2 separate regions of the Homo sapiens genome follow, and region 1 is linked to region 2. Evidence: chromatin loops called from intact Hi-C (ENCODE). Cell type or tissue: PC-3. All regions are shown on one strand. Links, peaks and the distances in the headings refer to the core of each region. The heading gives the core; the rest is flanking DNA.

The links. A loop is a pair of places that touch in the nucleus more often than their neighbours do. Peaks named below come from ENCODE experiments on the same cell type or tissue, not always from the same donor. Only the 100,000 strongest peaks of a DNase experiment are listed, where the experiment ranks them.
Region 1: it touches region 2 in a loop (3-fold over the local background); 3 of 110 quality-filtered maps call a loop at or near these places.

Annotation. Positions count from the first base shown.
Region 1 is chr9:98,773,424-98,777,814 of GRCh38, forward strand. ANKS6 (ankyrin repeat and sterile alpha motif domain containing 6) reads right to left here. Exons shown (of 15, transcript NM_173551.5): 8 at 3,982-4,031; 9 at 454-657. Among named protein-coding and RNA genes, the nearest start is that of ANKS6, 21 kb to the right of the region's middle. In PC-3, for the core only: CTCF peaks have their summits at 1,571 (motif pointing left), 2,609 (motif pointing left) and 2,817; no DNase peak of the experiment used is centred there.
Region 2 is chr9:98,549,475-98,553,865 of GRCh38, forward strand. All of the region lies in intron 2 of GABBR2 (gamma-aminobutyric acid type B receptor subunit 2), which reads right to left. Among named protein-coding and RNA genes, the nearest start is that of GABBR2, 160 kb to the right of the region's middle. In PC-3, for the core only: no CTCF peak of the experiment used is centred there; DNase peaks (open chromatin) are centred at 2,247 and 2,957; H3K4me3 peaks cover 1,067 bases; H3K27ac peaks cover 2,525 bases.

The sequences.
Region 1 (4,391 bases), core at 156-4,155, 220 kb after region 2:
AATCACTACAGTCAAAAGGATAGAAGTCATACTCTTGGGCACAAGAAAACACCAGTAGCACACAGAGTTGCCGCTGAGTGTTTGCTCTTGATTATGGTTCACTCACACTTGGCTGGTGATCTTCAGCTATTACTCCCACTCCCTGGGTCCCAGTTTCCTCATCTACTAAAAGGAAGGTTGGATTAGATGGATCAGGTCTTCAAACTGTGCTCCTTGGAGATCTAGGGTTCCAGTGAGGGGACAGATGTTCCCTGCTACCTCAACATTTTAATCTATTTTCCATACTGAGTTGCTCTGTAGGGCTTCATTAGACAAAAGGATATCATCCATTCAAAAGAAAAAAAAAGTTGCAACCCCTCTGGATTCGTCGGTTTGAGGTCCCGCTGCCTGGAACACACCATGATCTCAGTGAGCAGTGAGTGATGTGTAAAAGTGTGTCAGAAGACAACTTACAGTGTCTGTGCCCCCGCCGCCCACGGGGTGGCCCCTGCTGGCTCTCTGGGGCAGCGCAGTCTTCATGGGGTCTGCCTTCCCGTTGTGACGCGTCCGGGACCGATCAGAGCTCCACAGCTCAAAACTGGAAGGGGGTAGGAATGGGGGGATGACTGCTTTCAGCTTGTCACTCGGGAGTCTGGTGAGGGGAGCTCCGTTTCGAAGCTGAAAAAGACAGGCTGAGGGTTAGACAAGCCCCCAGGAGGGCTCCCAACTCTGCAGGAAAGACTCCATGTTTTTCCTGCTTCTTGGGGCATGGCACCACCATCCACCCCTCCACCCAAGCCGGGAGCTATGTGGCATCTACAGCTCTCCTCCCAGTAACCGCACAACACCCATGTCTGCTCTGCGCCAACACCAGGCTTCTTCTGGATCTCTCCTCACAGCAGCAAGATCAGAATGGGGCAGAGGAGACAGAGCGCCAAGGAGAAGCAGATGATGTTGGTGTGCTGTGGGGGAGGCAGGGGAACTGGGAGAACACAGAGGAGGGGTGCCCCTGCTGCACAGTGAAGGCACCTTTGTGGGAACCGAGCTGAGAACGACAGTTTAAGCTGGGCCAGTGAGGACCAGGAGGTGCATTCCAGACTGAGTGAGGGGCCAGAATATGGAAAGGCCTGGAACCTAGAGGAGCAGGACATGGGTGCAGTGCTGCAAGGAGACCAGCATGAGCAGCCATTGGGAGTGAAGAAGGAAGCAGGAGGTGATAAGGGCTAGGGCTCAGCACCACTCTCTTCCCCAGCCCCCCACATCCCAGCTTGCTCCAGCCACGCCTCCTGCTGCTGACATTTAATTGTAATTTAATTTTTAATTTTGAAAATGTGATTTGGGGGTCAGTATAAAATCTACACAGTAATGACTGTTAGATCTTCAAGGAAGTGTTCACAGACCAAGCTCACCTTAATTAAGAAAAATAGTGAACTTTGTGCCAGATGGAGCTTTGCAGCAACGGGCATCCCACAGCTAAACTCGCCTCGGGAGCCGAGCAGGCGGGCATCTCCACACTGATGGCTGCACATGCCCATCAGCAGGGCAGCCGGGCCACCCCACCCATTATGGGGGGGCAGGCACACTGGCGCCCTCTACAGGGCATGAGCAGTTGGGGAAGTAGTACACCTCCGGGGTTCCCAGGCTGGCTCTGTCCTGCTTTTCTGAGTCTCTAAACAAGTGCTGTCCCCTCTTTCCCTCTAGACCACAACAAGCTCATCCAGCAAACGGGGTTGAGTTGGAAACTCACAGCGACAAATCCACCACCACAAAAGGGTATTTTCCCTCCCTGGGGTAACAGTCTAAATTGTTGCTATCTTTCTGGAAGCCAATGACATTCACAACCTTTGACCCAGGAATTCCATTTCTAGGTATTCATCCTGAGCAAATAATCAGGCAAGTGGGGGAAACGAAGGTATAAGGACATTCATCTGAGCTGTTAAAATAACAAAAAACTAGAAATCCCAGAGTCTGACAGTTCAGTCTTGGATAAAGAGACACGTTCCTACACTAGAATGTTCTAATGTAGCCATTAAATATGATGTGGCTACATGGTGTTTTATGACATGGAAAAGATGGTCACAACACATAAATCACAAATAAATTGGATTCAACACAATATGGGAAAGATACTAACAGTGCCAACCTCAGGAATATTAAATGAGCTGATACATGCAAAGTGCGATGAATAGTAGCTGGTACTTAGTAAAAGCTATGGTATTTGCTATTATTATATACAACATCATATCATATTTATACATGCTAAAAAACTGCTTACAAAAAATACTCAAAAGACATATCCATAAAAATGCCAACCATGGTTATAGTTGGGTGTGTGATCAGGGATGAATTTATTTTCCTTCTATATGTTTTACTGCTTCTTCCAAAATTTCTAAAATAGCATTTCTGTCTTCACACCAAAAATAATTATTGCTATTTAATAACATGATCAAACGTCAGGCAGCACAAGCCCCCACAGTCAGTGTTCGAGCCATCAATTTACACCTGTTGGGGTGGCAGGGAGCCGTGGGCAGATTGGGTCAGGACCCCTCGCTGGGCTCTAAAGTTCCTGACACTGCTGATGCCTTTTCTGGGAGCCCCCTCTGCTCCCTTGTCCTCAGCAATACTGCCCTCTGCTGGCTAGTATTAGGGTCTTAGCGCTAAAGGGACTCAAGTCCAACTTTAACCACTAAGCTCTCATGTCAGAGGAAACAAACGTGAAACCCAGAGAGGGGAGGTAACACATCCAAGTTCACACCACGGAGCTTATTCTGGGCCAGACACTATGCTAAGAACTTCCTGGGAGTGATCTTGTTTAAAAACCATAACCATGAGGGATCCCCGAAGTCAGAGACTGCAAACTGTCCCCCAGTATCTACTTTTCACATCTTAGAAATGACACCCCTAATGTTCATTTAGATGGGCACAGGACCACTTGGAACAAAGACTTCATTTCCCAGCTTCCCCACTGTGATTTAAGCAGAGTAGTTGCCAAAAACCCTTTTTTTTTTTTTTTTTAAAGACAGAATCTTGCTCTGTTGCCCAGGCTGGAGAGCAATGGCACGAGCTTGGTTCACTGCAACCTCCACCTCCCGGGTTCAAGCAATTCTCCTGCCTCAGCCTCCCGAGTATCTGGTATTACAGGCGCCCACCACCATGCCCAGCTAATTTTTGTATTTTTAGTAGAGATGAGGTTTCACCATGTTGGCCAGGCTGGTCTCAAACTCCTGACCTCACGTGATTCACCTGCCTCCGCCTCCCAAAGTGCTGGGATTACAGGCATGAGCTACTGTGCGTGGCCCCAAGAAACTTCCTTAAAGACAGCTGGCATGTGCCCATGGCTACCTCTTCTCCCCTCCTCTCTCCTGCTGGCTGGAATGAGGCCGTCATGGGCCAGAGCTCTGGCAGCCATCTTGAACCAAGAGGTGACCTGAGAAACAGAAACTACACATGGGGGACCAACAGGCAGAAAGGACTCAAGTCCCTAACTCCAATGAGCCATATACTAGTTCTGGACTTTGTTTACTTGAATGAAGTAGGCTGCTGTCTTATTTACACCATTGTTACTTGGGGATTTTCCGTTACTCACAGTTGACCCTAATCCTAATACATCTCTAAGTTACAGATGAGGAAACTGAGGCCTCCCCAGCTGGAAACATAGCCTCCTCTTTGACTCCTCTCACCCTGGTTCTCCACAGCCCAAATGGTGAGTCTTCATTTCTCATGCTGCCCATCAATTCCTACCCTCAATCCCCTGCCTCCATGAGAACAGGGCCAGGGCTGACACCCAGCGGGTGAGCACCAGCACAGCCCTCTCCACAGTTTAGAGCTGGCATCTGTTCTGACTCCTCAGTGCCAGAGCTAAGCCCACTGTTACACATTCTCATCACCAACCCTATCTGTGACCACTACAAAGACAGACAAACACCTACATCCCTCCTTGTAAATCAATCAACTGATGATTGCCGGAGACCTAAAATGCTTTTAGAAAAGCCCCACACTCACCATGGTTGTCAATAACGTGTCTTCCTTTTCTCCTCTTGTGCTCCCAGGACCTGAGAGACAAATGGAAATTTCCTGAAATGACCCCTCCACGTGTCCACAGCATAAGGATGAGTGACTGGGGCAGGCTTCAACCTGGAAAACCAACTCTCCTGGGTGCTTAAATATTTAATAATAATTGGTATTCGATATTTTAATAGAAGGAAGGCATTTAAAAGGTATATTGGAGCATGTTTTCAGCTTTTCCATAAACCACTGCCGTACTGAGTCAGACAGTGGTGCCCCCAGCTCAATAGTCTGTCTCAGACAGTGGTGCCAAAGTAGCTAATCTGGTCATGGGGAATCTGACTGTTAGAAGGGATCTTATCTATGTTCCAGTCAGTATGGGAATCTCCTTCAGCAAACTGACAAAG
Region 2 (4,391 bases), core at 175-4,174:
GCAGGGCCTGGCACCCTCTTTCACGTTGTTCAGATGCCATTTAAACCACAAGGTGGTGTGAAGGTTTTTAAGGTTCATGATTGGTACCATCAAACTGCTCTCTAATGTGGTGGTGCTGCCATGCCCCTGGGGGCTGGTGGATAAGACTGCCCAGCTCATCCCATACTGGCCAGCTCTGGGCACTGAATGGGGTTTTTGCCCACCGCCCTGCTTGCCCCAGTCTGTAGCCAGGCTAAACCTGGATCACCAGCATTCTCTTTGTTTTGAGCAGTTGCCCAGGGAGTCTTGAGCACATCCTGGCCCACAGAAGATCCTTAAATAGCATCTCATTCTTTCACTCCCACCCCAGGAAGTGACCTGAGTGCTTCTGATAATGATGGCATCCAGGTACTACCCAATCTACGACCAGACCACAGGGCCTGATGGCTCCCCTGAACTATCCATGGCCACCTGGCCAGAGGAGTGGCAAAATCCTCCAGAATCTTGGTGTCAAGGACCAAGTTCACAAAGAATTAAGCACTATGAGTGGTTGCCTTGAAGCCAGCATATGGGCAAGGTGAAGCAGCTTTGACCTTCATCCTGGAGCGTCAAGATAGTCCTGTCCAAATCCTATAACCTAGTTCTCAGTATACAAATTTAGTATAACTGCCCCCCACCCATCACCTTTTATCTATGCCAAGTCTTCCCAGTTATCCCACCTGATCCTCACAACAACCCTGTGGCAGGTGCCGTTAGTAATCGTATGGATAAGAAAACCGAGGCTTAGAGGTTAAAAAACTTGCCCAACAAAGCAAATTGGGGCGAAAGCACAAAAGCTTTCATGCCCAAGAAAGCATGAAAATGTTTCAGCTCTAAATAGTGGTGATGGTTGAACAACGTTGTGAATGTACTCAATGACAATGACTCATCCACTTTAAAATGGTTAAAATGGCGAATTTTATCTTGTGCATTTTACCACAATATAAAAAGAAAAAAGGAACTTGTCCAAGATCATGCAACTTAGAAATGGAGGAGTGGAACCAGTACTGTTAAGTCATACTGCCTCCATCCTCACCACCACAGCCCCTCAGAAATGATACAAGCCCCTCAGTCTGAATCCCAGAGACATCCTGGCAAAGACGGGCAGCAGCTGAGTGTGATTCAGACCCCTGGACTCCAAAGACCTTGGATTTGGACCTCAACGCTGTCTTTTCCCAGCTGTGCAAACTTAGGCCACTAGTCCTTCTTGCATCTGTAGAACTAAGATTGTAAGCTCTGCCCTGCCTGCTTTGGAGGGGTGATGGCAGGATGTAAAAGAACTTTGTGGACTCTGAAGCTTTACAGATGCATAAAGTCCCCTGCATTCCCTGTGATTATGATTGCCAGAGAGTTCATAGATACTGGATTTGTGGAGAGTCTGTTCACACGGGGGATCCTTTGCAATCTTCCTGGGGGACAGGATTTTTGTTTTTATTTCCTCATCCTACACTCACTCAAAAAAAAAATCCATTCTCTAACATGCCTGAGAGTAAAGCCTGCTTGACAGTGGATAGATGAATGAATGGAGAAATGACCCAACCACCCAATCGGCCAGCCACAGTCTAAGCCATCCAAAGGAGAGTTTTTATGAACACACGTCTGACTTGGTGATTAATACTTTCAGACAGGGCTAGGTGCAGTGGCTCATGCCTGTAATCCCAGCACTTTGGGAGGCCGAGGTGCGTAGATCACTTGAGGTCGGCAATTTGTGACCAGCCTGGCCGACATGGTGAAACCCTGTCTCTACTAAAAATACAAAAATTAGCCGGGCGTGGTGGTGGGCACCTGTAATCCCAGCTACCCAGGAGGCTGAGGCAGAACAATCGCTTAAACCCAGGAAGAAGAGGTTGCAGTGAGCTGAGATCATGCCACCGCACTCCAGCCTCGGCGAGTGAAACAGAGCAAGACTTTGTCTCAACCAAACCAAACCAAACAAAACAAAAACTTTCAGACAGATTACCCAAGGTAGAAATTATGATCCATTTTATACCTGAAAAAACTGTGGCCCAGAAAGGTCATCCAGTAGACCAGGGAGGGAACAATTTATGCCATGGCTTCCAGGGCCTCTCAAACACAGCAAGTTTTGGAGGAGACATATTTAACCAGCAGCATGGGGTGGGAAGAGAGCCATGAGCATCTCTCTCCAGCTGGAGGCCTCTAGCCTGCCGTGATATGTTTCATGAGCGTTCAGGGCCTGCATACTGAACCATGAGTCACTTTAACAAGCAGCACCTGAATGCAGAGAGAAGTGGTGAGCTCATGCAGCTACGAGGCCTCTTTAGGGAGCCGGGACATTTAGGCTTAACCCTGTCCCTGTGACTGAGAGAACAAGGGTAAGTCATTTCCCCCCTTTTAGATGTCTGTTTTTCTCATCTCTGAAAGTGATGGATTGGACCAAAGATTTCAAAGGTTCTCTGCAACCACAAAAATCTATGCTTCGCGAACATTGAAGAAAATGATTAAGGAGTTTCTTGGTCTTGTGTGGGTGTGTGTTTTATTTAATCTGATTTATTCAGATAACTGCCATTGTGCCTCACTTCCATTTGCAGATACGAACCCAGACGAAAAATGTAAACTCATCTCCCAGCTTCAGGATCTTTATGACATTCCAAGGCATTGACGAATTCTTGCCTAAATGCAATTCATTCTTCACCTGTTTTGGGGCATCCGAGTTTAGCTTCTCTGCAAAAATAAACCATTTTTTTCAGGAGGCAGGTATAACCGGGCAGGGGGGACCACAGTTGCTAAGTCCTAGGTAAGGAACTCAGGCCAAATGCAAAGGGATGAGAAAATGATTGAGGCTTGCTCTTTTCTCTGTTGGTTTAATCTTTTTCCACGACTTTGCTGACTGTTTCTGTAATTAAATGAGGGAGGTATTTGTCATCTAGGGTTCCTTTCAGCTGAGATGAATGGAACGCAACTTTCTCAGGAAGCTTCTGACAAAACACTGTTTGTGGCCAGTGCCAGGATGTATACAAAGGCCCCAGGCTGTGTGTGTTGGGAACTCGGGTCCACTTCAGGTCTGCGCCAGGTCGCCGCTGTGCTCAAGCCCTGGTGAAAAACTGTTTGGACAAAAAGTGCCTCAACATAGATGCCGGTGAGATTAATGTGATGCGGGGTGGCTGCAAAGCATTTCCCAAGTTAACAAGGGAAAATGAATGCCTGGCATTTGAGTGAGTTCTGGAAGCCCCACTCCAACAAAAGGCCTTCTGGGGTATCGTGCATAGACTGGCTGTAAGATTTTAAATCTCTTTAGTCAGAGAGAGCTTGGGCTAGAACCTCTTGGGGAACAATCATTTCTCCTTTCTGTTAATGAGGTTTAGTTTTTCATCAAATGCACAGCAGTTCAGCTTTTACCACCCCCTGCTGTGGCCAGTCCTTTTTTTCTTTTTCTTTTTCTTAGAGACAGGGTCTCACTCTGTCACCCAGACTGGGGTACAGTAGCATGATCATAGCTCACTGCAGCCCGGAACTCTTGGGCTCAAGCATCCTCCTGCCTCTACCTCCTGAGTAGCTGGGATTATACCCACGTGCCACCATGCCTGGCTATTTTTTTTATTTTTTATATTTAGTAGAGACAGGGGTCTCGCTATTTTGCCCAGGCTGGTCTGAAACTCTTGGCCTCAAGTGATCCTCCTGCCTTGGCTTCCAAAAGTGCTGGGATTATAAGTGTGAGCCACTGCACTCAGCATATTCTTATTGGGAACTTGTGACAATTTGTAAGGGAGACATTAGTGCCTTTGTTTCCTGTGGGAGAAACTGAGTCTCAGGGAGGTATAGTGACTTGCCTGGGGCCCCATAGCTAGTAAGAGGCAAAGCAGCCAGGTGCGGTGGCTAACACCTGTAATCCCAGCACTTTGGGAGGCCGAGGCAGGAGGATTGCCTGAGGCCAGGAGTTCAAGACCAGCCTGGGCAACATGGCGAAACCCCATCTCTACAAAAAAATGCAAAAAATTAGGCATTGTGGTTCGAGTTTGTGGTCTCAGCTACTCGGGAGGCTGAGGCAGGAGAATCAACTGAGTCTGAGACATTGAGGCTGCAGTAAGCTGTGATTGTGCCACTGCACTCCAGCCTGGGTGACAGAGGAGACCCCTTCTCAAAAAGAGGAAAAAAAAGAGGCAAAGCTGGGACCTGAGCTTAGATATTTTGACTTCTTGAAATTATGAAATAATGAGCACGTACCGTGGAGCAAGCACTGCATGAAGGGCTTAGCATTCACTTCTTCACTTAATGTGCAAAACAACCCTATGAAGTAGATGTGATTCTGATCTGCATTTTCCAGATGAGGAGACTGAGCCTCGGAGAGGATAAGTGACTTGCACATGATCACTCCGCAAGCAACTGGCAGAGCAGGGAGACTAATGTCACAAGTC